5 separate regions of the Homo sapiens genome follow, and all the other regions are linked to region 4. Evidence: chromatin loops called from intact Hi-C (ENCODE). Cell type or tissue: mammary epithelial cell. All regions are shown on one strand. Links, peaks and the distances in the headings refer to the core of each region. The heading gives the core; the rest is flanking DNA.

Region 1 (5,000 bases), core at 1-5,000, 89 kb after region 4:
CAGGCTGGTCTTGAACTCCTGACCTCAGGTGATCCACCCGCCTCAGCCTCACAAAGTAGCATTTTTAAAATATAATTGCTGCATCTCATTTTTCACACAATGTAAAAGTTGCTTGAGTTCCTCATAAATTTTGAATGAGTAGTTTGATATCCAAGCAGGTGAAAAACCTGCTTATAATAACCTACGTAAGTCCAGAACCTTACTCTATTTTCTGTATAAACACACAAAATAATTTTTGTGCTGACTTTATATACTTTGAATTACCCAAGAATACAACTACTAAGTAAACTGAGGTAAGATGAAACTTTATTTGTAACTTTACCATTTTGCAAAATGCGTCACTGATGGCAGCATTGCCTATTAAATTGAGTCACCTACTCAGGAGGCCTATTTTTGTAGCTATTACATTCATGCTGATTGCATGTGTGTTTGCATGTGCACCCACATGCACACATACACATGCATATAGGCTTGTTTTTTCTTTTAAAATGTCAAATATGAAGCATTCATTCATGTTCAGCATTCATGCTGTTTTTCTATGCATACAGCTTTATTTAGTCCTTATTTCAAATTGTAAAATATGTACAAAAGCTTATGGAATGGTGTCTTCTCATAACTCCAAACTTACTCATTAAAAATATGTGCAAATATCTATCTCATTGTGTTTCCTATTGTAGTCATACCTACATAATTACATATTGAAATACATGATATTTTACTATGAATCACTTTTATTTTCCCTTTATATTATAGCTAGGACATTATATCGATGTCATAAAAAATTTATATCAGGGTAGAAAAGGAGATATTACAAAATGCTTAACTAAAAAGAGTGCATGGATCTAAAAGGGGAGAACAACTGGCATTTTGTGTCAATTTTGCAATAGCAAAATTTTGTTACATTGGCTCTTCTGAAATAAATGTTTTTAATAAATACTTTACAAATTCCTTTGATATGTTCTTTTATGTTTTAGCTGCAGTGGTGTGATAATCATCCTTTCTAAATGGTGGAAGAGGAAAAGGGAGTCTTAGTGAGTGGATTAAAGGCACTCTCAGCTGGCGACACCTTGCAAGGGGCTTCTGCCATTTGAAAAGTAGTGTCCTGTTTTTAATCAGGTAGTGAGCTGGGCACTGAGACACCTGGCGTTAGTGCTGATACAGCGGGGCCATGTGCCTAACTCTGGGCACATTCATGGGTTTTCTGAGCCTCGGGTTCTACATATGTAATATGAAAGAAATACATGCAATTATTTGCTGGTTTTCACATTTATTCTGATAACTATATCCCTAGAAGAATACCATGACCTACAGGTGCATTTAAAATTATTGTATTAACTAGAAATAATTGTACGACAGAAATTTGACCATATAATATAAATGTTACAAAAATAAGAATATTTGTTCAGAAAAAGGCAACCTTCCAAACTAAGAATGGGTAGGTCATTTTTCCTACTAATATCATTTAAGGATTGTTCACTTTTTCTGACATCCACTGGTGTTTGCTGGCAAATAAGCAAAGATGAAATGGTTAGAAAAAATATTGGGAAAAAAAGCTTAACATTGAGAAATTTTAATTAACTTAGTTTGTTCTCTGAAAGTTGAGAAAATACCATATTCTGGTAGTAGAATATAGAAAGAGAATTGAAAGCCTAGTTGATTTTTAAGATAGTTTCTGCTATTAGAAGGATTTTATGTTTTGTTTTCCAGGTCTTCCTAAGACAACACTGATTCTCACAGAACCAGGACACTTTTTTCCCCCTGGCCATGTTAGGATTGTTCAGTTTAGCAAAGAAAAAGGGTGCTCAGTGAAATCTGAATTTCAGATAAACAATGAATAGTTTTTTGTTTTGTTTTTAGTATAATCATGTCCCAAATAGTGCATAAAACAATTTGATTTCTGAAACAGCTCAGATTAACCAGTCCACTACTAATGTTTGTAGGTTTTTCTCGTGTGAGGTCAAAAAATATCGTGAGATCCCTCCCTTGAAGCAGCTTATTGGGGCCACAGTTGCTCTGAGGGAGTTAATTAAAACAACTGTTGAGTAATAACAAAGTGCTTTGGCTTAAATGGAAATAGTTCTTGAATTTGGCCAAGGAAGTCTGGTAAGGCTACTAATCCTGAACATTAAACTGTCAAAAATGTGCTCACAGTGCACTTGGGAGTCTGCACTGTAAACGGGAAGAATGACTCCCAGTTCCCCTGACTGGTCTCTCTCTCTCTCTCTCTCTCTCTCTCTCTCTCTCTCTCTCTCTCTCACACACACACACACACACACACACACACACACACACACACACACACTCGGGACCGGCCTGAGGTGGTGACAGGTGGTTTTTGTGTGGTTTTAGCCATGTGATTCGCGTTTGTGTGGCTTCTCACAGAGGGCGACCCCGCCGCGATCCTGTGGTTGTAGTTGCAGCTCCTAGTAAAATAGTGCCGCTTGGCGTCCGTGATCCCTGCAGCTGGGAGAGGGTAATGGGAGGACGGGAGTGACGGGGACAGACAGAGGCCGGGGGTGACAGGAAAGGAGCGATTTCGTGTTAGTTTTGGCCTCGGAGTGTAAAAACATCTGGGAAATAAAATGAGCCACGCTGACTGGAAATGTGAACGTTCGCCAAGATTATGTGAGGAAGGTGCAGCGAGGAGCTGGAGCAGACACTTTCCTGCCTGGCGCCGCCAGCTCGGAGATTTAAACAAGCAGCACCGGGGAAACCGTGCTGTTACACAGGGGGAAACTAGCTTATTTATAAGTGTTTTTATTCAGTTTGATTTTCCCCAGTTCCTCTTCTGTGGTACCAAGTTGGTTGCTTAGGAAAGTGGGTGGAGTTACCGTGTGATCTGAGGGGCTCAGAAATCAAAGTCTCAAGTCTTGAGATGTCAGAAATGTCCGGCTAGAGCCTAGGACAAGGTGTTTGGAGGATCAGATGGCACAAAAGAGGAAACAATAGGAGCAGGACTCAGGGAGCCTGAAGATTTAATAACAGAAGGAAGACGTATTCCTCGTCGGGTGGGGAATAACACCAGAGGCCTGAAGGAAAAGAAAAAGAAAAGATGTTGGATAAACACAGCCTCCCTGCGCTGTCAGCTGCTAATGATCCTGGGATGCGAGGTGGGGGCGCTGTGAGGTCAACTGCGTCCCTCTGGCAGGAAATAGAAGACGGGGCTGATGCAGCTGTGCTCCTCTGTTTCTGGTGTGGACCCTCCTTCCAGGCTGTCCTCGGGGCCTATCCTGTCCCCCGTCTCTGGGCTCTCTTCCTGTGGGATCTCCCCAACTTTCAGACAGCTGATCATGACCATTTGACTTAGCGCCCTCTTCCTACCCCTTCTCTTGTGCTCATCTCAGTTCTACTGCATCAGCCTTCAAACTTTTTGGACTGAATGTACCTATTAATAAAAGTTTTGAGTACTCATCTCCAGTATATGTTTATTTCCTTATAAACCACGTGCAAGAATTTTGTATACAGGTGTATAAATGTGAATGTATACATGAAATAAAAATGAATATAGAAGATAAAATATGAATTTAAAATATATAAGATAAAAATATTTAAAAAATAATAAAATGGAAGAGGTAAAAAACTTATTTAAGTGAATTTATGTTTTCTTCCTACAAGTCTGTCCATCAATTCCCTTGGAGAAAACTCAGAGTGTTCTGCCACTTTTTGGAGACCTCTGGGTGGAGCTGATTCCTGGCCACGCTTTGGGCTGAATCTGATCTCATAGTCATTTTCCTCACCGACCTCGGTTTCCTCCTAATTAGCTCCATCTTACTGACGCTCGGGACCTGGAGATACCGTAGCTTTAGGTCTCCAGTACCCAAGGTCAGGCTTACTTGAGATTCTTTAGCTAAGTCTTTCTGTCTTTCCCCCAGTACCGGAAGTCAAAGATAAATATCTGAATAATCTCAGACTGCCTCTGGTTGCTTCTCCAAAAAGGAGGAATTCTGTCAAATGCCAGCTCATTCAAGAGCAGATTTAGGAGTAGGAATGCCTCTAAGTAATAATGTGGTGGCACCCCCAGAGGCAGGAAATCCATGGCAACTGAGAAAGGCTGGGTCTCTGGGAAACCTGAGGCTACTGAAAATTTGGAGCAAGTTAGGAAATTCTATTGCTAATGAGTCATGGGCTCCAATTAAATGTATATGCAATTAAATCTATGTATAAGTCAAAACAAATTATGAAATGTTTCATCAATATTTGAGAGAAGATTAGAAATGAATCCTTGTAATTGATTGAAAATACTGTTCAAATTAGTATCAGATTTCTGAAAAAATTTTTATGGTTAGTTCCCTCATCTATTAATTTGCAAATAGCATCAGTTATATCAGGTCCCTCCCGGTCTTCAGTAGTATAACTAAATGATACTGATTTAGGCAGAGAAAATAGCCATGTGTTAGGCAGTTGAACAGCTGCTAAAGAGGACAGTATGTTACAGGGGTGAACCTTTTGCCATACCCACATGAGCTCATCTGGGAGCTGTAGCCGCGGCATCACCTTCTTAGCAGCTGTCAAGGAAGGCAAGTACTTCCACTGTTGAATGGCTGTGTTCCCCAATGGCATGACTGCCAACACAGGTTCAGATCATTCTAAACTCCCTTTTCTCTGTCCACTCTTGATTTTCCTTATAACCTGCAGTATCCCATTTAGGAAAGAGGTGAGCAAGGTCTCATTTTCAGTCTTTCCTTTCACTTCTCTATCACGAATACCTAAATCAACTTTTACATATTCATGTAAGAAAAGGCCTATCCCCCATCTTGGTGGGTATTAATGTTTTAGTACTTTAAAAGCATAGTTTTATGCATGAGATGGGGAAGTTGTAGTTGGATAGCAGTCCAGTGACAGTTAGTGATAAATTTGTGTTTTGAGTAGAGAAACAAGTGTACAATGATGTCAGGAATGCTTCTTGAATTACGGCCTAATTTTTGGCAGTTATCATATGTCCCTTGGCCAAAAAAAAAAAAAAAAAAAAAAAAGAAAGCTGTATGGAGATATTTTTTGTC
Region 2 (5,000 bases), core at 1-5,000, 110 kb after region 4:
TTTCCCTACTTGATTTAAAACCTTGTATAAAGCTATATTAATCAAGAGAGTGCAGAATAAGCATTAAGAAAGACAAATAATTCAGTGGAACAGAATTAGAGTGCAGAAAGATATCCTCACATTGAGTTTTGACAAGGGTACCAGGGCAATTTAGTGGTAAAAAGAAAGTCTTTTCAATAAATCATTCTGGAATGATTGGACATCTGTTTGGGGAAAAACTTTACAATCTCACACTGTACATGAAAATTAATTTGAGATTGCTTATAGACCCAAGATTAAAAGTTTCTTCAAAGCTTCTAGAAGACAACACAGCAGAATACCATTGCACTTTTTCTTTTCAGTTGCCCAGGCTGGAGTGAAGTTGCATGATCTCAGCTAACTGCAACCTCCACCTCCTGGGTTCAAGCGATTCTCTTGCCTCAGCTTCCCGAGTAGCTGGGACTATAGGCACGCACCACCATGCCAGAATAATTTTTTGTATTTTTAATAGAGATGGGGTTTCACCACGTTGACCAGGCTGGTCTTGAATTCCTGACCTCAAGTGATCCACCCGCCTTGGCCTCCCAAAGTGCTGGGATTACAGGCGTGAGCTACCACACCTGGCCACCATTGGCACTTTTGAGACAGTGCAGTTTTTGAGATAAAAGTATTTCTTGGAGAGGAAACAAAATGCCCAGACCATAAAAGAAAAAGAAGACTGCTAAAATTGAACTTCATCAAAATTTAAAAAATTTGCTCATCAAAAGACATCATTAAGAAAATAAAAAGGCCTGCTACATATTGGAAGAATATAGTCTGATAACACCAATGTTGATGAGGATGTGGAGCAGCAGCTGGAACTCATATGTTACTGGTAAAATACTTAGAAGTGTTTTGGTAGTTTCTGTAGCAGTTAGATGGGTACCCTATGACCCTCCAATTCTGCTCCTAGATTTTTACCCCCCCAAAATGAAAACATGTCTGCAAAAAGACTCATGCGATAATATTCATGGCAGCTTCACTCATAGTCACTCCAAAATGGAAATAACAGATGTCCGTGGTGAATGGATAAATAAATTATGGTGTATAGAGTTAATAGAATACTACTAAAACATGAAACAATAGGGATGAATCTCAAAAAACTTATGTTGAATGAAAAAAGAATCAAAAAAGCACATGTGTGATCTCATTATGTAAAGTTAAGGACGAGCAAAATTAATCTATGGTGATAGAAATGAAAGCTGTGGTTGCTTAGGGGCGTGGGAGTGACTGGGAGGAGGAACAAGGAAGCCTTCTGGGCTGATTTAAATGTTCTCTATTTTGATTGGTGTGTTGATTGCACATACACATTTCAAAACTCATCTAACTATACCTTAGGGTCATTGCATAACTCTGAATATAAATTTACTGCAATGAAAGTGATGAGAAAAGGCTTGGCTGAGAGAGTGGACTTCTTAATTTTCTGGAACTGCATGCAGTTGGCAGTTCCCAAGTTGGGAGCATGGAGTAGGTGGACAGAGAGCAAACTGGTGGGGACAGGGTAAAAAAAGAGCGAATGTGTGCAACGTTACATGAGAGAGAGGGAGGGATTTTGTAGCTAGCATGAGTGTGAAACCTTAGAGGAAAGAGAAGGATGTCTAAGGCAGATTTTAAGGAAGTTTTATTTGTTTGAAGCAGCATATAGATTCTCATTATCCCTTCAAGAAAACCCGAAGTGAAGAGCCGCATTCTTCTTTTTGGTGTTCAGAGTAGGTTCCTATTGCTTTTGAAAGTGTCACTATACCGAGGCTAGTTGTATGAGGACTCTGATTTGCAAGGGTGTCAGGTAGCATCCAACTCTCATTTAATCATCAAATAACTCAACCACCCTTACAGCATGGGGGGCGAGGGTCGATGGGTGGTTACTGAAGAGTGTAGTGTACATTTCTGATTTCCTGGATGAGAAGGACCCTGGAAAGACATTCTGCAGGGGTCCTTATATCATCAAACAATAAGGGCTAGTCTTGAAAGCCTACTTCCTTTTTTTTTTTTTTTGAGACGAAGTCTCGCTCTGTTGCCCAGGCTGGAGTGCAGTGGCGCAATCTCGGCTCCCTGCAGGCTCCGCCTCCCGGGTTCACACCATTCTCCTGCCTCAGCTTCCCGAGTAGCTGGGACTACAGGCACCCGCCACCACGCCCGGCTAATTTTTTGTATTTTTAGTAGAGACGGGGTTTTACCGTGTTAGCCAGGATGGTCTCGATCTCCTGACCTCGTGATCCGCCCGCCTCGGCCTCCCAAAGTGCTGGGATTACAGGCATGAGCCACCGCGCCCGGCCGTGAAAGCCTACTTACTTTTAAAGGAAAATCTTACTCTGGATTTATATGTGAAGAATCCTGGTGATTCCATCATGGGTTGCTTGAACAGAGCGAAATGCCCTATGGATTTATGCCCTCTCACAGCTCATTCACAGCAGCGTAGCATATCCTCTCTATTCGTTTGCTCCCAGAGGGATCCCCCTAGGTTTCCCTTGCTGTTCTGAAGCAACTTGAAATGCTGTGAAAACCTCAGCAGAATGTTCCGGGAGCTGCTGGAATTTACTTTCTTTATTCCTCAGCCACTATAGACCAACATTGGTTTCGGATTCTGCTTTGGTGCATGAATCCCTTTGTCACCAACTCCCTCTGCTGGTCTTGTATTTCCTTGAAATATTAAAGATAGCAACTCCAAACAAAAACAAGATGATGTTCACTTGCAAGTGAGCACTCAATGAAACTTACTTTATTATTCGCAGTTCTCATTTTCCTTCCCACTTTCCTGTTTTTAGCCATTACCTCCAGCCCTCTATGGTCATACTGTGTAGTTCTGTAGTTCTGAATCACCACGCCTCAACACATCGTTGTTGGGGTCACCAGTGAGGCATGTCTCAGATAATGTGCTCTTTCTTTTTAATGCAGAGTACTTAAAATATGTATTTCCATAAACTGTCTCTAACTCTTAACAGATTTGTACTCACTAGTTTTTTATATTTTTTGGCAGATTTGAATGTTAAACTCTTGCGTGGCATCTGATTTGGGGGAACGATTAAAAGCAAAGGGAGAGGGTGGGTAGGTAAAAGTTGAATTATTCTTAAAGGTTCTGGGAATGATACCATATTTTAAAACCAATCCAGAATGGAAAATGGAAGTTGCTCTCAGGCATGACAGTCTAGCATTTACAGCTCAGTTTCTGTTTCCAATTCTCCCAGAAGACAGATATCATGAAATTGTTCATGAAACTCCAAATCTCCTCTTAAGATGATGTTTTTTGGAGGCATGGAAAAAGCCCACAGACACGGAGGGCTCGTGCTGATCGTACTGTTCCCATTTTCCCTTAGACCTAGTGAGAAGGCGGGGGTGATGGGGAGCAGGGTCCTGCCTAATTTGAGCATGTCAAAGAAAAAACTGTCCTTTTAAAGCCTCTGCCAATGTTTTGGCTGGAGGGATATAGACCTGTAATCCTCTATTTAGTAGAATAACTTAGTGAGTTTTTGCTTATGCAGATTTAGACTCAGATCTTAGTTCTAAATAGGAATGGAGACTTAAGTCTCTTTATATAGTAAATGTGACTTTATTGGTTAGGGCCGGCAGTAAGTTTGGGGGAGAAGGTCCTACTTGAGAGCTCACTGGAATGTAAATGACTAAGAGTGATATTATCATGGGGATAGCTTTATAGGGATAGGAATTCAATAACATTTATTTTCCAAAAAACCATTCAAAAATTTTGGAAGTTATTCTATATCATAAGCACATTAGTTGAGGCATACCTCATTGCTGATCCCAACAATGATGTGTTGAGGTGTGGTGGTTGAGAATTATGGAACCATAGTGTCACAGTCAAAGGGCTGGGGCTGTGTTCTTTAAAGACAGGGAAGTTGGAAGGAAAATGAGAACAAGAATAATAACAGTAACTATGTTTTGTTGAGTGCTTAATATATGTCAGGCATTGGACACTTTCTGCACGTTATTTCACTGAATCTTTGCTGCGACCCTGGGAAGTGGCTAATTAACTTTGATAAAGTTTGTACATGGTGAACCCAGGATTCAAACTCCTCTTTTCTACCCCTATAAGGGCATGGAGAGAATTTATGGGTACAATTCTTGATTTGAATGAAATTAAAATGAAATCAACAAATATCCATTGATCATAGTGTAAGGCCTTATGGCGACATAGATTTCAGAATCTCTTAGAAAACATAGAAGATAAACATGTACCAGATGGGATTTTTCCTCCTTAAAGCCAAAACAGAAACAAAAACAAAGTGTATCTACTTTCATGCCCATTATTGTCTCCTTTTCCAGTCTCAGTCCTTGGTCTATTTATTAACTCTTTCTTTTTATGCCTTCAAACTCTCCCCTCACTTGCCATTTTCCTTCTTTGTAGGTTTACTCTACCCAACACAGAGATGAGCAGATATTCTGAGATTTTGTGCCAGGTTTTCATTATTCATTTTTGGGGGAATGAGAGGAAGAAAAAACTACTGCTCAACCACCTCCCTCATCTCCTCATTTTGAGAAGCTGTTGCTCTGAAAGGAGCCCTTCGGAATTCATTGACAAATGGGAAATCTGGGTCTCAGGAAGTGCCATTTTTTAAAGTGAACTTGTAAAAAGTCAATTCTTTGCCTGTCCTTGGGAGAATTAACTATGGAATGGGTAAAACTCAGACTGTTAGGCACAGTCAGGTTAAAAAAGTAGGGAAAAGGTACCCACTAAGGAGGGATTGTTGTCTAGAAAAACCAGGGACACGGTATCTTGTAATTAAAGGGTGTCACAGTTTTGTGAAAAAGCAAGTAGTATTTGGTAAGAAGCATGAGAAGTATAAGTGAACTTTTTTATTTAATATGATGCAATATTTTACTTAAATTGAGCCCATATCCTAAATTGGGTCAATTTCAGGTATACAAATGGGCTCTCTTTTCAAATACAGAATAGGTATTCTAGACCTAGACTAAACTTACTTCAAACTTTTGGCCTAATTTGTAAAAGAAGTTAAGAAAAGAAATAG
Region 3 (5,000 bases), core at 1-5,000, 180 kb after region 4:
CAATTGAAATAATGGTTTTTAATAAATAAGGTATTCGATTACTCTATTGTGAGGTCTTAAAAATGGATTAAAAATTGAATAGAGTTTCACCCATAATAATTCATACTTTCCCTGCATCACATCCCCATCTTGCCAATATATGGTTCTTTTTCTGAACTAGAGGTATAGTCAGAACTGGATTGAATATATCCTTGTGTAAAGGCTAATTTTTTCAACAACCATCCTTTTCCATTTGTAGACATTTAAAAAACGTCAAAACGTATTTTGTGAAATATAAATATCATCAATGTAAAGCTAGACATCAATTCATTGGTTAAGATTTCAAAATCACTCTAAGAATATATATCCTTTTTCTCATTCTGACAGGGGAACCAGAGGAAAAGGGGGAATAATTACAGTGAAATTTTTAAAGTCTGAATTAAGAAATTAAAGATTAAAAGTCACTATATTTTAAAATTTATGTTGTATAAGTTTACGGGGAGTTTATTTAATCCTTACAATGAAACATATCTATACTGCAAATACATACCCGGGAAAACTGAAACTCAGATAGCTCGAGTAGTACACCCAAAGTCATGGAGCTGGTAAGATGAGAAGAAGCTCCCTTTTTGTGCAGGTCCAGCAGGCACCATCTATGTCATAACCTGGGCAGATGGTGCTGCTGCCTTTAGTGGGACAGACTTTGCATTCAGTTCTGATGAACTTCAAGCCTTTGTTCTCAAGTCTCTGTTCTGTGAATTAGGAGAAGGTGACCTTTCACAGCAGATGGAGGGTTTTCACAGGGCACATGGCTTGCCAAGAAGGTTGCAAGCTGCCTTTCCACTCTCATTCACTCCCTAAACTGAGACTCCTGCTGCAAGGGCACAAACCATACAGCTATATGGGATGACCCTGCTTGCACTTTACTTCCATATGGCTAGTTTTCAAGGTCTTCTATTTCACTTGTTTTTTTCTTTAAAATAAGCAAACTACAGTTGATTCCCCCGTGATCTTCCCTCCCCTACAAGAAAACGAGGTGTCCATTCCTAATTTCATTGTATGGCTTTAAGCAAGTAGCTTAAGCTCAGAGCTGCTTCCTTACCATGAATACAGGAGACAATTCCTGACACGCCCTGTGCCATGCTTTGAGGGGTAAAGAGCTAAAGAATATGAAAGGGCTTGGAACACTACGTGCTTGTAAACTGTTCCTCCTCCCAAGGACAGCATGGCAAGGCAGGGTGGAGGGTGTCCTTCAGAGCCTGGGAGACACACCCCCTTTTCATCCAGTTCTCTGGACAGTCCTACAAGTGACCAGGACTTGAGCTCCTGTGGAACCATATCCTGGTGTCGCCCATCCCCAGCTGCAGCCTGAGCTGCACAGTCTTTTACATCCCCGACCTCCAAGGCTGCTGCTTATCCATCAGATTTGCTTTATGAATAAAAATCTGTTTGCCATTCAGAAGTTAAGGTCTTCGGAGGAGAATTATAGTTTGGAATTTAAAAAAAGCAATTGTGTGTATGATCTATATTAAAACCACCGAGTAAACACTATAAATATAGTTTATATATTAACAGTAAACAGTTATCATAAACACTGCATTTAAGCTCACCAATTCAGCAACTTACCTAAATGAGAATTTTCATTTTTGTTCCCTGTTTCCACTTTTTTTTAATGCAATGCTATTTTATTTGTATTAAGAGGAAAAAAGTTTTTAGCCACAGAAATGTTTGTCGGTAGCTGCTTCATGCTCACATTCTCACAGGTACATTTTTTTTTCATAAATGGTGAGGAAATCAATGCTTGGCAGAGCTCTGACAGGCTATTGGACCGAGTGCTTGTCTTCCCAAGGTCCCTGGCAATAGGAAGAGGCACTTAGATGTTATGCCTGGGTCTGCATGGCTGACACATGAGGAAAGTTACTGAAGGTAGTATAGCTCTAGGCAGAAATATTTGAAATAAAGCTTCTAAAGCATTAAGAGTTTTTATAGGAAGTCACTATCCACTGCTACATGTATATTTTGTGAGATAAAAAACAAATACTTGTGTGCATAAAACAAGAACTATTGCCTAAGGGATATTATTTGATTTCCAGAAAGGTATTTAGCCATTATGTTAAAGTAGTAATAACAGCTTCCACTTGTGTCGTCATGTATAGCTTGCACAATACTTTTAAATGTGTGATTACATTTCTTCCTGACAGCAGTCCCAGGCTCAGAGGAGTCATTCCATGTCTGAGATGGGGAAACTGGGGCCAAAGCCAGAACCTGTGTCAGAGCTCACATGCTTTCCATCATTCTGTATAGCAGCATAAAGAGGGATAAGCAGCAGTTTTAAATCTTCCAAATCATTACTAAGTTCCCACGGAGTTTTATCATTTTTATGAATTCATTGTTTATTAGTTCAAATGATCGATGGATGATAATTTGAAATACAAAGAATAACAAATTTAAAGTGACATTTTCAGGAGCAACTTGAGAAAATTTTTTCAACAGTACCATAGAGCCAAACTACTATGTAGATGGTCTTAGAAGTCGCATATTTGCTCAAAGCTTTGTACTTGGTTTTCCTTCTGGAAATGGTTCTGGCCCTGGTGCGCCTGGTACACAGTGCCTGTGTCTTGTTCTGCTCTGTACTCTGCAGGAGAGTTAATCAATTGGGTGGCACTGGATCGTGAGCACCGGGGGCACCATGAGATGACTGTGCTAGTGACAGACCGCGGCTCCCCACCACGAAACGCCACCATGGCGGTTTACGTCTCAGTTACTGACATCAATGATAACAGGCCCTTCTTCCCCCAGTGTCTCCCTGGAAAGGAGTTACACGTGAAGGTTTGTGAAGAAACCTTGCAATGAATTTGTAATATCTTAAGTCATTTGTTTTGAGCACCATCTTGTGGTAAAACCTGTGAATTTATCACATCAGTCTTGGTGTGGCAAAGCATACTTTTTCTAGAAGACCTAGATACTGTGCACATGTTATTTTAAAAGAAAATTTTTAAAAAGTAAATGAATATATGTGCTCTTTGGCATTGTACCTCCAGTTGCTTTATAACAATAAGTTTAGTTCAGCCCCTTGTACACAAACTGAATGGTGCTTCAGGTTAATGCTCAGACATGGCTTGTTTTTCCAGTAGTTTACGTGCATCTCTTTGTGCAGAGCTTCTTAACGGCAATTGATACATGTCTCTAAGATAGTTACTTAAGGGTAGGGGAACAACCTGTAGCTCTAAAGTGGGTAGGTGGAAATCCAGAGATAGTAAAAGTTGATCCTTTTGATCACATGCACCAACTGGCAATTATATTTATATTATCTCATCTTTTTCATTTGTCTTTTTGTATGTTGTATAATATACATAATAAATTAGAATATCAGTTCATTCACATAATTAATAAATATGTTTGGACCTACTAATAATTTTTTTAGTGGATGGGTTATAATAATGAAAAGTTTAGAAGCTACTGTTCCAGAACAATTGAATTAGACATTCAAATTGTGCTCAAATATACATATTGAACAACTCAACAAAAGTATTGAGGAACTCATAACTTTAAACTGATCTGAATCCAGCTTTAAAGAAAAATTCTAACAAAGCAAAATATTATTATATCATCATTACACTTTTTAATCATATCATTAAAATGTCCTGTGGCTTAATTGGGCAGTTGGACTCTAAACATGTAGTTGAACTTCACATGTGCATTTCAACATTGCAGGACAGCTCCTGATAATTGGTATGTCCTGCATGAGTTTTGTTTTCTGAATTAAAGGTTCATACTTATTTTAAGCATATTTTAAGCCATAGCAACCACCTTTCAAAAAATGTCCTAAGAGATGATGAATGAGAATATGCTAGAAATCTTAAAATACACCAAAAATCTAAGATTGTTTAGCAAGTTCAATTTCTTTTTCTTTTGGTCAGAATTAGTTCAGATGCCTCAGATAATTCATTCTAATTGAATAAAAGATTTAATATGTAAGGAGGATTCTTTTCATGGACATACACCCATATAACTTTTACATGGTATGCATTTGAATTATATGTGGATTTTAAGATAGTTTAAAATGTTTAGTATAATGTATTCATTCATTTAAAGGTCCACTGATATTTCTTTTTAAACTTTTGCTGACTCATTTGTAAGCTGTTTGTTTTAATGGCAGGTTCTGGAAGGTCAACCAGTAAATATGTTGGTTACAACTGTGTTTGCAAAGGATCCTGATGAAGGAAATAATGCAGAAGTTACATACTCAGTATCTTCAGGTAAAACTTACTGTTCATACGGGATTAAGAACTTTTAGGATTTCTGCTTTCATTTATCAACTATCCCCTTCTGGGAAAAGAAGTTCTATTTTGATTACTTTGAATGCTGTAGTTAGTTTTGAAAAAGCACCAAGTTACAAACAAAATACATTTGCTATTGTCAAGAACTACTTTCAGTTTTTGAAAAGTAATTTAAAGTTTAATAAAAAATCAGAGTAGCTTTTTACGTTCTTAATAGAAACCATTCATCTTTAGTGAGTAATTTGCAATAATGTGAAGTACAAATTTACTTTTATTGATAGGAAAGTGTTAGTTAGGGGATAAGAATTGGTATTAAGTATGACTAAGAGTTCCAAGCATCTATAAATCTTTATGAAGACTGAATACTTGTAAGGTCAGAGTAAATCATGCCTAGAAAATGTCACATGTATACATGCGTGTGTGTATGGGGAAATTTTATTGAAGTGGGCTTACTATTATGTTTTCTGTTGGAACATGCAGGCCCCAGATTTTTTCCAGTTATTTACTTTAATTGGCATTGTGTTTTATATAATTTTAAAAGACATTTGGTGCTTTGTCATGTTTGACACAAACATAGGACATAGGAAAGAAGAGATAACATTGCCCTTTCCCACAGATAGTTTGATTGTCTGCATGGAAAACCCAAGAGATGCTATAGGCAACCCATTGGAATTAATAAAATAGCCAATTTTCTGAGAATAATGTCAACATACGAAACTCACTGGTATTTTTAAAACTTAG
Region 4 (6,458 bases), core at 807-5,806:
AATTTCCCAAAAGCAGGCAGAAAATGAAAGCCCTTCCATCTGAATGATATTAATTAGCTGCTCTCTCCACCATGCCTGGTCTACTGTTTACATGTGATCAAGAATGTGGGAGATGGCTAATTATTAGCACAAAAAAAAAGAAATATGGAAATTAGAGAAGGCAAAGAATGGCAAGTTGGTTAGTCATTTGAATTTTAGAGCTGTTCTGGGGGCTGGGAGTCTCAAGGTGCTATTTAAATTCAAAGACCATTTGGAAGCTTTTTTCAATATTCAAGTTATGTGAGTTTCAATATTTATGCTGAAGTTAATATTAGAAAGACTACTCTATCTTGCCTGTGGAAAAAAACAATGAAAAGGGGTTATTTACATGGTTTACCAGTCAAGGCAGTTAAGAGCTTGCCACCTTATCCTGAGTTTGTGCAGAAGCTGTGCTGGGAATTTTATCCGGATGGCAAATGGCTGAACATGGAAAATTAACATTTCAGATGAATATCTTGTGCTCAGAATTGAAAACCCATCAGGACATGCAGGCTCTGGGCCCCAAAGCCCCTCATCTGGATAGAGCATCATTGACCACCTGGAGCTAAGCCATCTTTACCTCTCTGCCTTTGCAATCTCCTACTTATATGTTTCCTCCTTCTTGTTTGCTTATTTCGGCTTTCAACTCTACTGGGCAAAAAATACTTGTTTTTTGTCCAGGTCTCAGTAGTCATGAAAATCTCAAGGTTTGACTGCACCACAGTTGGGGGTGTTTAATTAAGGCTAGACACCATCCCAGAATTTCTGTGCCCACCAGACTTGCATTGTGATATTCCAGCAAGTCAAAAGGAGCAGACAACTTAGCTAAGTGGAACTGATATACGTGGAACATGGGCAGAGTGAAAGGAAAAGAAACACATGGATTTCTTCTGGCATTTGCCAATTGGCTAGTCATAATCTTCACTGTGACCAAAGTAGGTCTCTTTATCTTGAAAACTTAACTTTTTTAAATGGCAAAGTTCCTTAAGGAGCCTAAGAAGGATACCTTGCATTTAAGGAGACAATGTTAATTTGTTTCAAAATCTCAAGTGCTCGAGATGATGACAAGATCAATGCCATGATTTCATTCTGAAAATTATTTTCTGTTTATTGCCCTGAGTGTGAATTACAGTGTGAGGCTGCCCAGCCCTGCACTTGCCCTGAATTCTGTTCTGTGTCACAGAACCTGCTTCATCTTCTTCCTTGCGAACACAGCTTGCTATAGCCTCGACCTCCTGGGCTCAAGCAATCCTCCTACCTCAGCCTCCTGAGTAACTAGGACCACAGGGATGCTCTACCATGACTTGCTAATTTTTTATTTGTACTTTCAGTAGAGATGGGATCTCCGTATATTGCCAGGCTGGTCTCAAACTCCTAGGCTCAAGTGATCCTCCTGACTGAGCCTCCCAAAGTGCTGGGATTATAGGCGTGAGCCAGCATGTCAGGCCTACTTCACTTTCTTACAACCCAAAAGCTGCAAACATTTTCTAGGATCAGTGATTTTTAAATTCACACCTGTCTAGCCTTGCTTCACCTTGTCCATTTTCCTTCTTTACTATAATAATGATGGGGGAAGAGGACTGCTTAAAAAAGAAATGCAAAGAGAGCAGCTAAGCCAAGAAGTAAATCATGAAGTTTGCTGTTTGGTCAGTCGGCCAATCGTTTCTGTGATGAATCTACTTAGACATAATTTCCAATATGGATTTATTTATAGGGCATGAACTGGTAATTAGTTATTGACTCTGAAAAACAAATTATTTACAAAGCATATATTCTATGATGTCTCATGATACAAATGAGTTTTGGAATGACCAATGACTTTTCAAAGCAGCTTATTCTCTACCTGTGTACAAAAGTCTCCAGTGGCTACTATGCTGCTTATGAGAAATCCAGTTCTAAGTCATTTGAAAACAATCATTCTGAGAACAAACCTTAAAAAATAAGCTAGTCTATGTGATGAAATAATAGTTAAGAATAGAGCCAAAGAGAGGAAGAAGGCTGGGTGTTGTGGCTCTTGCCTGTAATCCCAGCACTTTGGGAGGCCGAGGTGCATGGATCACTTGAGCTCAGGAATTTGAGCCAGCGTGGGCACCTGTTTTTACAAAAAATCAAAATATTAGCCAGGTGCGGAGGCTGAGGCCTGAGAATTGTTTGAGCCTGGGAGATTGAGGCTACAGTGAGTCATGATCACACCACTACACTTCAGTCTGGGTGACAGAGTAAGATCCTGTCTCAAGAAAGAGAGAGAGACAGAGAGAGAGAAAGGAAGAACTGGATGAACCTGTTTTTGCAAAGCAGTATCAAAAGGGGTTTGAATGAATATGTTTTACATTTCCTTTCAGCCTCACCCATCTTTGCAATGCCCTGAGTTGCCCTGAACCTATTTATTGTTGGTATGCCACTAGACATAGGTCACTTCGCCTCTCTACACCTCCATTATTCTTTTATTCAAACCCACCTTAAATAGCTCAAGAGTATAGAATATGTCAATGTTTCAAGATGGACTTGACATTTCAAAATAAAATGACTGCTTTCAAAAATATTAGAAACATTTTTCTCCACTCTTAAAATCGTCATCGTATCTGCTGTTCATTTGTTTATTCATTAATTCTCTCAATAAGCAGCTCTTGAGGACTTCTTACACGCCCTGTTTTGGGTTTGTATTGTCAAATAGCATCAACTCACTGCTGTCCTAATACAGTTGACAGCTATGGTCTGGAGCACATACCTCCTAAAAGTAAAAGGCTTAAAAAAGTTCTCTGGGCTTCAAAGGACCTGAACCTGAAGATGGCTTAAATAAGTGGGTCCTTCAGTATCTTTAAATAATCTGGGGGAGGGAAACCAACAAAACTCTACAAAAGAGAGTCACTAAGAGTAGACCCTAAAGGTAGAGTTTTGTAATTTTGAGTTTCTAGCAGTAATCAAGTGGTTGTTAGTTTTAAGGCCTGGAAAGAGGGACTGGTCAGGGAATCTCTCCAGTTCTGAGCTCCTCTGTTTATAAACATGTTTATAAAGGGAGGACCACTTGGCTTTTCACCTACTCTGTGATCACAAGGTGGCAGTATTTCTGAACTTTGCTGCTGTTATTTCACGTAAAATGGAATTGGGCAGAATTGCTGCAGGGAAGCCAGAATAAATTTAGAAGAACCTTAGCATGTGAAATAAAACCAACCCGCAAATAAAAATAAACTGATTATTTTCCACATTTTATTACTTTGCATTTTTGGAGGCATAAGTCCATGCCTAGGAGTTGAAGGCATTTGAAAGGCTACAATTTAGTGACATCTTCTCAAACTCTCACATAATGAGAGCTGGCTAAGGCCTGGGGAGGACAGGAGGGTGATGAGCCTGGGAAATGAGCCGAGGTCTGATCACAAAGGACATTGCATGCAGGAATAAGGAGATATGACTCTAGTCCTTAATGGGAGAGCCACTGAAGGGTTTTAAAACAAGAGGGGAAGGTAGTGGAGATAATCGGATTGTCTCTTTGGAAAGATAACTATGGAAGTATTTAGTAGTTTGTCAGTGGAGGGATGGAACATGTTTAGGTATTGGAGGTAGGCTGGCTTGTCAAAAAGCAATTCCAATCATTTAAACAAGACCTGATTATCCAGATTCAAGAAATGGTGGAGAGATGGAGAAAAAATTTAAATCAAAAATATAGTCCACTGGACTCAGTGAAAGAAAGGAAGTTTAGGAGAGAAAGTGGTATATTGGGGCTGGTATTTAACAGTTGTTAAATATACCAGCCCCCAAAAATACCAGCCCCAATATACCAATGGGTCCTGTTAAGTATCAGTTGGAAAAGATTCGTCATCCATTGAGAATGAGGAATTCACATTTGAGGGAGAAAGAGGCTATGTGTTCTTAAAGTCATAGATTTGAGTATCGTTGGGGTCTAGGTAGGAAGCTGAAGCTGAAGCTAAGAGAGTGGGAAAATGAGGGGGTGTCAATAGTGGGGACACCCCATCTCTTAGCAACATACCTTAACATCTTTGGCGCCTGGTCCTTCTGAGGCAGCATCCCTTCAAATGATTTCCCCCCAAATGATAATCACCATGGCATAGCAATATTCTTCTATATGGCAACTAATATTTTCTGAAACATGTAAATATTGAATACATGCATCTTACAATTGCCTTTATGTAAGCTGTGTATATGGGCATCTTGATTAAAATTTCCCATTTGTAATGATCTGGAAACGTGTAATCCAAATAAAAGAGATGTGTTTGTCATGCAAAGGCAGTTTTAAGGCAAAATCTGTCCCCCGCAAGCCCAGCCCCCTATAACCTTACCTTGGCTTTTACCCAGTTGCTAAGTTTAAAGCTGTCCCTGGACAAGAAAAGGAGAAGAGAAGAAATCCACAAGAAGTTGTCAGTCCTACCTGTTTATCAGTGGCTCTTAAAACAAAAACCAAACAGGCCAGGCACAGTGGCTCATGCCTGTAATCCTTGTACTTTGGGAGGCTGAGCTGGGAGGATTGCTTGAGCTCAAGAGTTTGAGACCAGCCTGGGCAACATAGCGAGATTTTATCTCTACTAAAAAGATAAAAATAAAAAAAATTAGATGGGCATGGCAGATCATGCCTGTAGACCCAGCTATTGGGAGGCTGAGGTGGGAGAATCACTTAAGCCCAGCAGGTCAAGGCTGCAATGAGCCATGATTGTGCCACTGCACTCCAGCCTGGGTGAAGTGACAGAGCAAGACTCTGCCTTGAAATACACACACACCCACACACACATACACACTTGGGTCTTGTCTATGGAGATTTTGATCCAGCAGGTCTGAGGAATGAAAACCAAGAGAGAATGGTTTTGTGTAAGCCACAGGAGAAGGATTTAAAAGAGAGACTGGGAAACCTTGCCTAATGCAGCAGAGATGCTAACTATGAGACAGACCGAACAGTACCCTAAATATCCCTAAACCCATGAGGTCCTTAGAGGGGCTGCCATTGGGGTGTGAAGGACCAGATCATTTGCTGAAGTGAATTTATAACAGTGGTGAAGGAGGTTCTTATAACTCAAGGAAAGGAATTTGTTGACTAAAGGTTTGTTGAACAGCAGTGGGGACCCAATTGGGATTGGAACCTATAGATTTAAAATGATATCAGTTTGCATGAATTCATAAATTCAGTCAATGCTTTTGTAGGCACTGAGGACAGAGAAGTGAATAAAATTCACCAGAATCACACATTTTAGAGAGAAGGCGGACAATAAACAGGTAACTCAACAAAGATGTTCATTTTAGAAAGTGATAAGTGCTGCTGCAGGAAACAAACAGCAGCGGCGAGACACAGACAGGAGCAGGTAGCATCTCAAGGAAGGCCAAACAAAAGGAAACACTTGTTTGGATTAATCCAAAAGGATGTGGGGAAGGAGGAGGCTGTGGAAGGGGACGACGCCTTGGAAGGACTGGGTGCGAAGGATATTAAGGTATGTTGCTAAGAGACGGTTGAAGCAATGAACTGTGTTAGCCAGATTGGATATGAATGAAAGCGAAGCTGTCTTCTAAGTTCCATAAGTCTTTATTCCCACAGCATTATTTGTCTTGTAATGTAATTAATTTTTGTTACCTACTTCCTTACTAAATCCTGGGTTCTTCCAGGGAAGGGACCTTCTCCACCAGATTCTTCCTTGAATTCCTAATACAAATACTTCATAGGTCAGGATGGTTTCCTTCTAAAATCCCAACTGAAAATATTTGGCACTCACTCCCCCTTGTGGTAGTCTAATATACCCCAAATGATCTTCCTCTTGTGTAGGTCCTCCACAACCCCAGGTAACTTGTTTGTCCAGACAAATGAAGAGTAATGTTAGAGAAAATCCTTAAAGATAACAGAACGAATTCAATGGTTTAAACTGCTTATCTTGATTTGATTTAAAGATTTCTGGGAGAAAACCAAGAGATCAGGAATGGATGTATTATTTGGAAGCTCTTTGCAAGAAGCCGGGAAAACAATTTTTATCCGAATTTGAAGAAAAAGGGGTTAAGATGATTTATTATGCAGTAAAGTGTTTATTCAATAATATAGAAGATAATTATGTCTTTGTCTACCCTGAGACGTTCTTCTTCTTGTTTTATGTTTCTGCTGCAAGCTCAGCCCACATGAGGAAGCTTATATGCATTTAGATACTTTACCTTGGGAACAGTTTTGTAGTTTGATTGTCAAGCTCTCTAGAATTAATAAAAAGATTTTCAGACTTTATTTTTACTTAGTCGTTCTGTTAAAGTGTCTTTTATTTCAAAAATCATTCATCATAAGTTAAAAATAGTTATCTCTAAAGAAAAAACTGTAAAATGTAATAAAATTTAACTACATTCTGTATCTATCTTTAACTGCTGTATCTTTAATGGCTCTGTCAATCAAATAATCCAAGGATTGGATATTACATATGCTCAAATTAACTAGATTGGGGCATCTAGGATCTTATGTGTTTAAA
Region 5 (6,458 bases), core at 802-5,801, 720 kb after region 4:
GCCAGAATTCCCTTCCAGCAAGCGCGTGAGGGGCATTCTCAACGCAAAACCAGACCCAGAAAGTAGTGACCAGCCCTCCTCGGATTACCCTTCATTGGCTCCTCCCTTGCTCCCCCCACCCTCCAGATTTGCATAAAAAAGGCCAAGAAAACTCTGGCTGTGCCCCAGCAACGGCTCATTCTGCTCCCCCGGGTCGGAGCCCCCCGGAGCTGCGCGCGGGCTTGCAGCGCCTCGCCCGCGCTGTCCTCCCGGTGTCCCGCTTCTCCGCGCCCCAGCCGCCGGCTGCCAGCTTTTCGGGGCCCCGAGTCGCACCCAGCGAAGAGAGCGGGCCCGGGACAAGCTCGAACTCCGGCCGCCTCGCCCTTCCCCGGCTCCGCTCCCTCTGCCCCCTCGGGGTCGCGCGCCCACGATGCTGCAGGGCCCTGGCTCGCTGCTGCTGCTCTTCCTCGCCTCGCACTGCTGCCTGGGCTCGGCGCGCGGGCTCTTCCTCTTTGGCCAGCCCGACTTCTCCTACAAGCGCAGCAATTGCAAGCCCATCCCTGCCAACCTGCAGCTGTGCCACGGCATCGAATACCAGAACATGCGGCTGCCCAACCTGCTGGGCCACGAGACCATGAAGGAGGTGCTGGAGCAGGCCGGCGCTTGGATCCCGCTGGTCATGAAGCAGTGCCACCCGGACACCAAGAAGTTCCTGTGCTCGCTCTTCGCCCCCGTCTGCCTCGATGACCTAGACGAGACCATCCAGCCATGCCACTCGCTCTGCGTGCAGGTGAAGGACCGCTGCGCCCCGGTCATGTCCGCCTTCGGCTTCCCCTGGCCCGACATGCTTGAGTGCGACCGTTTCCCCCAGGACAACGACCTTTGCATCCCCCTCGCTAGCAGCGACCACCTCCTGCCAGCCACCGAGGAAGGTAAGCCTTCCCTCTTGCTTCCCCACTCCCTGCTGGGCTGAGACGCTCCCAGGAGATCCCGCCCCTGCCACGCATCCCAGTGCATCCCTGCTTGGGGTGCCAGTAGCGGGAAGGGCAGAAGTTCTGCCTGACCTGGTCTGTCATCACAACAAGCCTGTATCAAATTTGAGGCACCCCTCCCACGCCGCCCAAGTCTCGCGCATTCTCCTCCCGAGTTGTACCAGCTATACTTAAGGGCAGTTTAAAAATAAAACAAACAAACAAAAACAACAAAACTAAAAAAACGAAGAACTGAACGGCGGTTTAAAAAAAAATAGATACACGATTATTGTTAAAGATGCTAGCACTGGAGCTGCGCAGAGCGTTGGAAGTGGTGTTTGGTGGAGGAGTTTGTGGTGAGCATTCTGGCCAGAGGCCCCTCGCTCAGCCTCATTCTGCACCTTCCTACCACTGGGCAGGATTCTAGTCACAGGAACATTTCCTGTACAGAAAGGAAAACCAGGATGCACAAGTAGATAACCTTTTAAGGGTCTTTTTGTCCTTTGTCAATTTAGATTTTGGAAATAAAACCGGGACTGGCACGGAGTGTGTGGAAAATTGAACATTGGTTGTAACTGCTCAGATACTTGAGGAAGAGGGCATAAAGGGAATCTCTGGAAATCACTTTTCTATTGCTATCAGTTTTTAACTTAGGAGTGGTTTTGATTAGCTGGAGAAAATCATGCAAAAGAGATTCCCAAGTTTTTAGAAAACGGAGGGAGAGTTCCTGTGCAAAAACCATCAAAGCAATGAAAACCTCATGGGCTCTCAATATTTTTTCTGAAAGGAAAACATATACAATGCCTCTGAGCTGATTTGGGTCCCCTGGGTTGGAAAAGGGAGCTTCCTAATCCCTTTCAGGGCTTCAGCAGCCTCTCCCTTTCAATCTCTAGTAGTTTTCCTACAGACATCATTAGTTAAAGCAAATGCAAAGTTCTTTAGCAATCTTTCCTGGCAGGGACCATGAGTTTGCAATCATCTTATTGGTTAGATTTCTAATTTATTGCAAATGTTTGGCATTTTTCAAACATTTGTCCAACATGTACCATAGACCAACCAATACAGGTTAGTAATATTTTATATACATCCTGAGAGCTCCTAATTGGAAATGTTTGATTTTGTTTGGGTGAGGGGACTTAAGGGCAGTTTTATGTATGTTGCTTTTATTTCTTCCCACTATCAGCAGCAACATTACGCATCTTACATTTCTCCAAAAAGCCACTTTTCTCCTTCAAAATAAAAGTTTATGTTCTTCAAAATTCCAGCTTTGTGATTTTTCTAATTTGATAAATAACGCTTCTATTAAGTCACATAGTTTTCTATGAACATTAAATTTCACATTAGTGAAAATCTCATTTCACCTAAATTTTAAAGACATAATTAACACATTTATAAATGAGAGAAGGGCAATATAATTGTTCTTTTTTTTTTTTTTTTACTTCTCCCAAGAAATCAAACTCTTAGAAGAGCTTTTAGCAGGTCTTCTGATAATTGTGCTAGTATACAATCCCTAAGTTTGATCAGACCACTAAACCATTTTTGCTTCGTCTTTGATTAGCTTCAGAAACAGGTTTATTTATTTGTTTGTTTTGAGAGTTTGAAACAGGCACAGAAGGGCAAGAAGAACCTGTACCAGGGAGCTTGCAGATAACAATGAAATGAATGCTGCCTAACTCAAGCACAATCTTGGCAGAGGCACAAGGTGACACAGAACCACTTAGAGCAGGCTGTTGTAATTAGTGAGATGTGTTTTCAAGGTGGAAACAGCCCACATGTGGAACGCTAGCCAGTCACCCCTCCCAGTCCAGACTTGGCCCCCCTGAGATACAGAGCTCTGCCGAGTAGAGCCAACTACACTGGTGTCCTGTGGCTGAGAAAGACAATCTTTTGTCTATATTTTCTAGTTACCAGTTTTCCCAAATTCCTCAAGTATCTTTGGTTCTTTGGGTGCTTTCTCCTTCAAAAGGCCTTGGGAATAACTTTTTCAGACTGAATTTCCCAGAGGTTGGGAGGATGAGCTGAAAAGCTGCACCCTGTCTCAGTTAACTATAACTACATACACTTGTATACTCTGCCCACAACTCCCTTTTGAGAGTCATAATTTATTAAACACAACAACATATAGGCATTCTCATTTTGCTCCCACCACCCCTCCCCCCCAAAAAAATTGGGAAGCATGGGAAAACTTTCTTAGGATTGAGTGTTCCTGCTTTTATAGAGGAGGCAGAAGCTGAGGTTAAATAGGACAATTGCTACTTTTGTCTGGATAAGTCCCTTTGAGTTGTTTACAAACGCCACCTACTGTTCTCTTTTAAGCAAACTTACTAAAGACTGTTTTTCACATTTCTAGCTCCAAAGGTATGTGAAGCCTGCAAAAATAAAAATGATGATGACAACGACATAATGGAAACGCTTTGTAAAAATGATTTTGGTAAGTAATACAACAACAACAACAGATTTCACATTCAGAAGTTTTATTTACCAGTAAAACTTCAAGGTGCAAATCATTATGATGTTGCTAGATAAAGGTTGGGTAAAACACCATTATAGCTCATGTATCCCAAAATCATCTAACTTGATCTATCCTAGTTTCCTCCTTATGTAACTGTCTAGCATTGAGTTGTATCTTGTTAGGTGAGACTCATTGTTCTGTTAAGCCAATAATCAAATAATGAAAATTATTCAGATTATCAATTTCCAGTGGCACATTTTAAATCCCTTTTTTTTTTTTTTTTTTTTTGCCGACAGGCATAATCCCGAGTTCTATTTTCTTTTGATTACTTAACATGTGCACCAGGGATGGAAGTGTAAATATTAGCCCCAGCCAAACAGATTCAAGGCTTTAAATTGGCCACAAATAAAAATATTTTTACTTTCTTTATAACCCATAATGATTTTAAACCTCTGTGTTCTACCATTAGTGAATATATCCAAGGCACTGATTAATAATTTGTCAAGGAGGGGTTCCTTAAGTTGAAAAAGAAGAGTGGCTTACTGAGAAGACACCTAACATGGAACACCTAACAACCTTAAAACACCATCTTAAAATCCCTTTTAAAAGGTTTTTGTAAATTTTGTATGACTAAGTCTAGACACATTTGCCACAGTTTCGAAAATAGTTTTAAAAAGGAAAAAAAAAGCTTAGAAATTTACTTTAGCAAGATACATGATAGATCACATGGTGTTTGGGGACAATAAAAAACACATGTGATATGTTCCATAAGTTGCAAGTCACTCCCCTGAAGACAGGATTATAAGGGGAAAGAGAGCTGGGGCTTTGTCTACATGGAACTCTACCAGCACCTCATCTGCTGACTTCAGGGCTCTCAGGTCAGAAGAGGAGCCCAGCTAGACACAGGATCAATGCTAAATTCAGAGTTGGGAATGACCAGGAACTTCACCCAGAGGCATTCTTGCTTTTATCCTTTTCCAAGGGCAGGTACCTTTTGGTGTGTTGGAATTATTGGTACCTTTTAAAAAAGTATTTATTCAGGCACAAGGCTGAACTTACTCATAAGCAGATATGTTCCCTGCTCTGTCAATCAATAATGGAGTCTAATAGACCCATATTAACACTTCTACATATTCAACATAGTCCTCGAGACTGAGGGAAATCACTCCAGCTCTCACTCTCCTTACCTTGCCATCCCAGAAATCTCAGGCCTGGTCAGGTCCCTAAAACTCTGGAACCATCCAATCCCTGCTCTTTGACAACTCCAGGTCTCTTCCAGAAAGTGTCCTGGGTTTAACTCTGACTGGTCCCAGAACTACCATAGTCCCGGTGTTGGGAAAGGCTTCACACTGCTGAGGAAAGAGAAAGAAGGGAGGTAGCTCAAAGTCCTTAGCAACTTTTCCCCTCAGGAGGAGCCACAAATGGGGCTGACGGGGTTTCATATGCCTGTTTTCAAATGTATACAACCCTCAAACTGGCTAAGAGCCAGGCATGTTAGCAGCAGATAATTCCAAATCACCAGAGCCTTACCAAAACACAGTTCTCAGCCCCCATGCTACATCACTTCATTAAGGGCAAGATAGAAAAATATCATTTTATAAAATTTCTATTAAAAAGCCTATAAAATATCATGTTCTTCTGGCAGTTTATATCCTTTGCACTGCACATAAAACAGATCCTTCCTGACTTCCATGAAAAGTTGATTGTTACACTGTGGAGCTCCATAACAATTGGCTTTGGGAAACATGCACACACACCTATTACTTGCTTGCTTTGTGGCTGACCTTACAGAAGACCCCCTTTCTAAGGATGCCCTATCAAGACATGAGCCAAAACATGGATGCCTGTGTGCCTTAGTGTGCTCCCTCCTTACAGAGAGAAAGCCTTTCAAAACAACACAGAAGTTATCACACTTAAGGTATCACATGCATAGATACCTCACAAGCTTTGTTTTCTATTTCTTCACTCTTTTTGACCCATAGAGGGATAATGAAGCAGAATTTTAAGAACTGCATCATAAGATTATTGGTTTATAAGCACTATTCCATCTTGCCTCTGTTCTTTGTGAATAATGGAAAAGTAGGAGGAACAAGCATAGAAATCTGATTTATTTGACTTGACTACTCTGGGAAGGCATCACCTCTTCCCTACTGTGCTCCTGAAGTACAAGGGAAATTCAGTGGTGCAAGTACTGGTGAATAAAAAATGGTTCAGAACTACCTTCCTATATATACAACCTATTGTAGGACCAGAAAGTATCATCACCTCTGCCTGCGATCACATCCTGCATCCTCAGTCACATCCTCCAGGACAGGAAAGGTTATGTGGGGGATTCAATTCTCTCTGTTTGGGCCTAGCTGAAAATCCAGGGAGAAAATCCCTAATGTTTTCTCATGATAAACATTTGCAAAATTAGTTATTTTAGAGCTAGACAAAGATGACTAAAAAATCTTCCTCCTGGTTAAAAGTGATGGTTTTTTCTGATGTTTGGAGCTTGAGAATGTTTCATTTGGCCAGGTGAAATCTTATATATGCCCTACCTGTACTACAGACAAGGCTCCCAGGTAAAGTGTAATCAGTCCATTTCTCCCACCATGGTGAGGTCTATCCAACACCCTACTCCCAATGCAGAGGACACAAAAGCATGAAACATTTCCACAAGTATGGCTTATTCCACGACTTGAGTCTCAAAAACTGAGAATTCAGTACCACAGTTCAGATGCATATCATACCAGACAAAACCATGGTTGGCCAAGTCATAGCATTTTTGATTTACCTGCTAGAGATTCTATAATTTCCTGGTTGACTAGAAAGCCATACTCAGTCAAATTCCCATTCTGATATTTAAAAAAAAAAAAAAGAAAATCTCAAAAACAGTTGTACGCAACACAGAAAAATCTTCCTCTATTACTAATTTAAACATAGATTAAACTCCATCAAAGTCAGGAAGTCATACTTACACATCATCTATACAGAATAGCTGTCAGGGGCACACAGGGTCTTAGGACACATTGCAGCTGGGCAAGTTTATGCTGCAACCACTACAAAAACATGGA

The links. Peaks named below come from ENCODE experiments on the same cell type or tissue, not always from the same donor. Only the 100,000 strongest peaks of a DNase experiment are listed, where the experiment ranks them.
Region 1: a loop joins it to region 4, with 7 times the contacts of the local background. A loop is called at or near these places in 30 of 110 quality-filtered maps.
Region 2: a loop joins it to region 4, with 16 times the contacts of the local background. A loop is called at or near these places in 62 of 110 quality-filtered maps.
Region 3: a loop joins it to region 4, with 6 times the contacts of the local background. A loop is called at or near these places in 41 of 110 quality-filtered maps.
Region 5: a loop joins it to region 4, with 8 times the contacts of the local background. A loop is called at or near these places in 21 of 110 quality-filtered maps.

The regions. Positions count from the first base shown.
Region 1 is chr4:154,414,461-154,419,460 of GRCh38, reverse strand. The region is part of intron 1 of DCHS2 (dachsous cadherin-related 2); the gene reads left to right. Among named protein-coding and RNA genes, the nearest start is that of DCHS2, 75 kb to the left of the region's middle. RefSeq lists enhancers at 2,259-2,760, 3,048-3,267. In mammary epithelial cell, for the core only: CTCF peaks have their summits at 2,450 and 3,105; a DNase peak (open chromatin) is centred at 2,420; H3K4me3 peaks cover 1,146 bases.
Region 2 is chr4:154,397,316-154,402,315 of GRCh38, reverse strand. All of the region lies in intron 1 of DCHS2 (dachsous cadherin-related 2), which reads left to right. Among named protein-coding and RNA genes, the nearest start is that of DCHS2, 92 kb to the left of the region's middle. In mammary epithelial cell, for the core only: a CTCF peak has its summit at 2,627 (motif pointing left); no DNase peak of the experiment used is centred there; H3K4me3 peaks cover 148 bases; H3K27me3 peaks cover 61 bases.
Region 3 is chr4:154,327,331-154,332,330 of GRCh38, reverse strand. DCHS2 (dachsous cadherin-related 2) reads left to right here. Exons shown (of 20, transcript NM_001358235.2): 6 at 2,621-2,808; 7 at 4,139-4,238. Among named protein-coding and RNA genes, the nearest start is that of DCHS2, 160 kb to the left of the region's middle. In mammary epithelial cell, for the core only: a CTCF peak has its summit at 2,887 (motif pointing left); no DNase peak of the experiment used is centred there.
Region 4 is chr4:154,503,087-154,509,544 of GRCh38, reverse strand. No RefSeq gene overlaps it. Among named protein-coding and RNA genes, the nearest start is that of DCHS2, 15 kb to the right of the region's middle. In mammary epithelial cell, for the core only: CTCF peaks have their summits at 3,069 (motif pointing right) and 5,736 (motif pointing left); a DNase peak (open chromatin) is centred at 2,244; H3K27ac peaks cover 1,051 bases.
Region 5 is chr4:153,782,787-153,789,244 of GRCh38, reverse strand. SFRP2 (secreted frizzled related protein 2) reads left to right here and starts at 162. Exons shown (of 3, transcript NM_003013.3): 1 at 162-911; 2 at 3,301-3,381. The coding sequence starts at 410. RefSeq lists an enhancer at 1-18. In mammary epithelial cell, for the core only: a CTCF peak has its summit at 3,247; no DNase peak of the experiment used is centred there; H3K27me3 peaks cover 793 bases.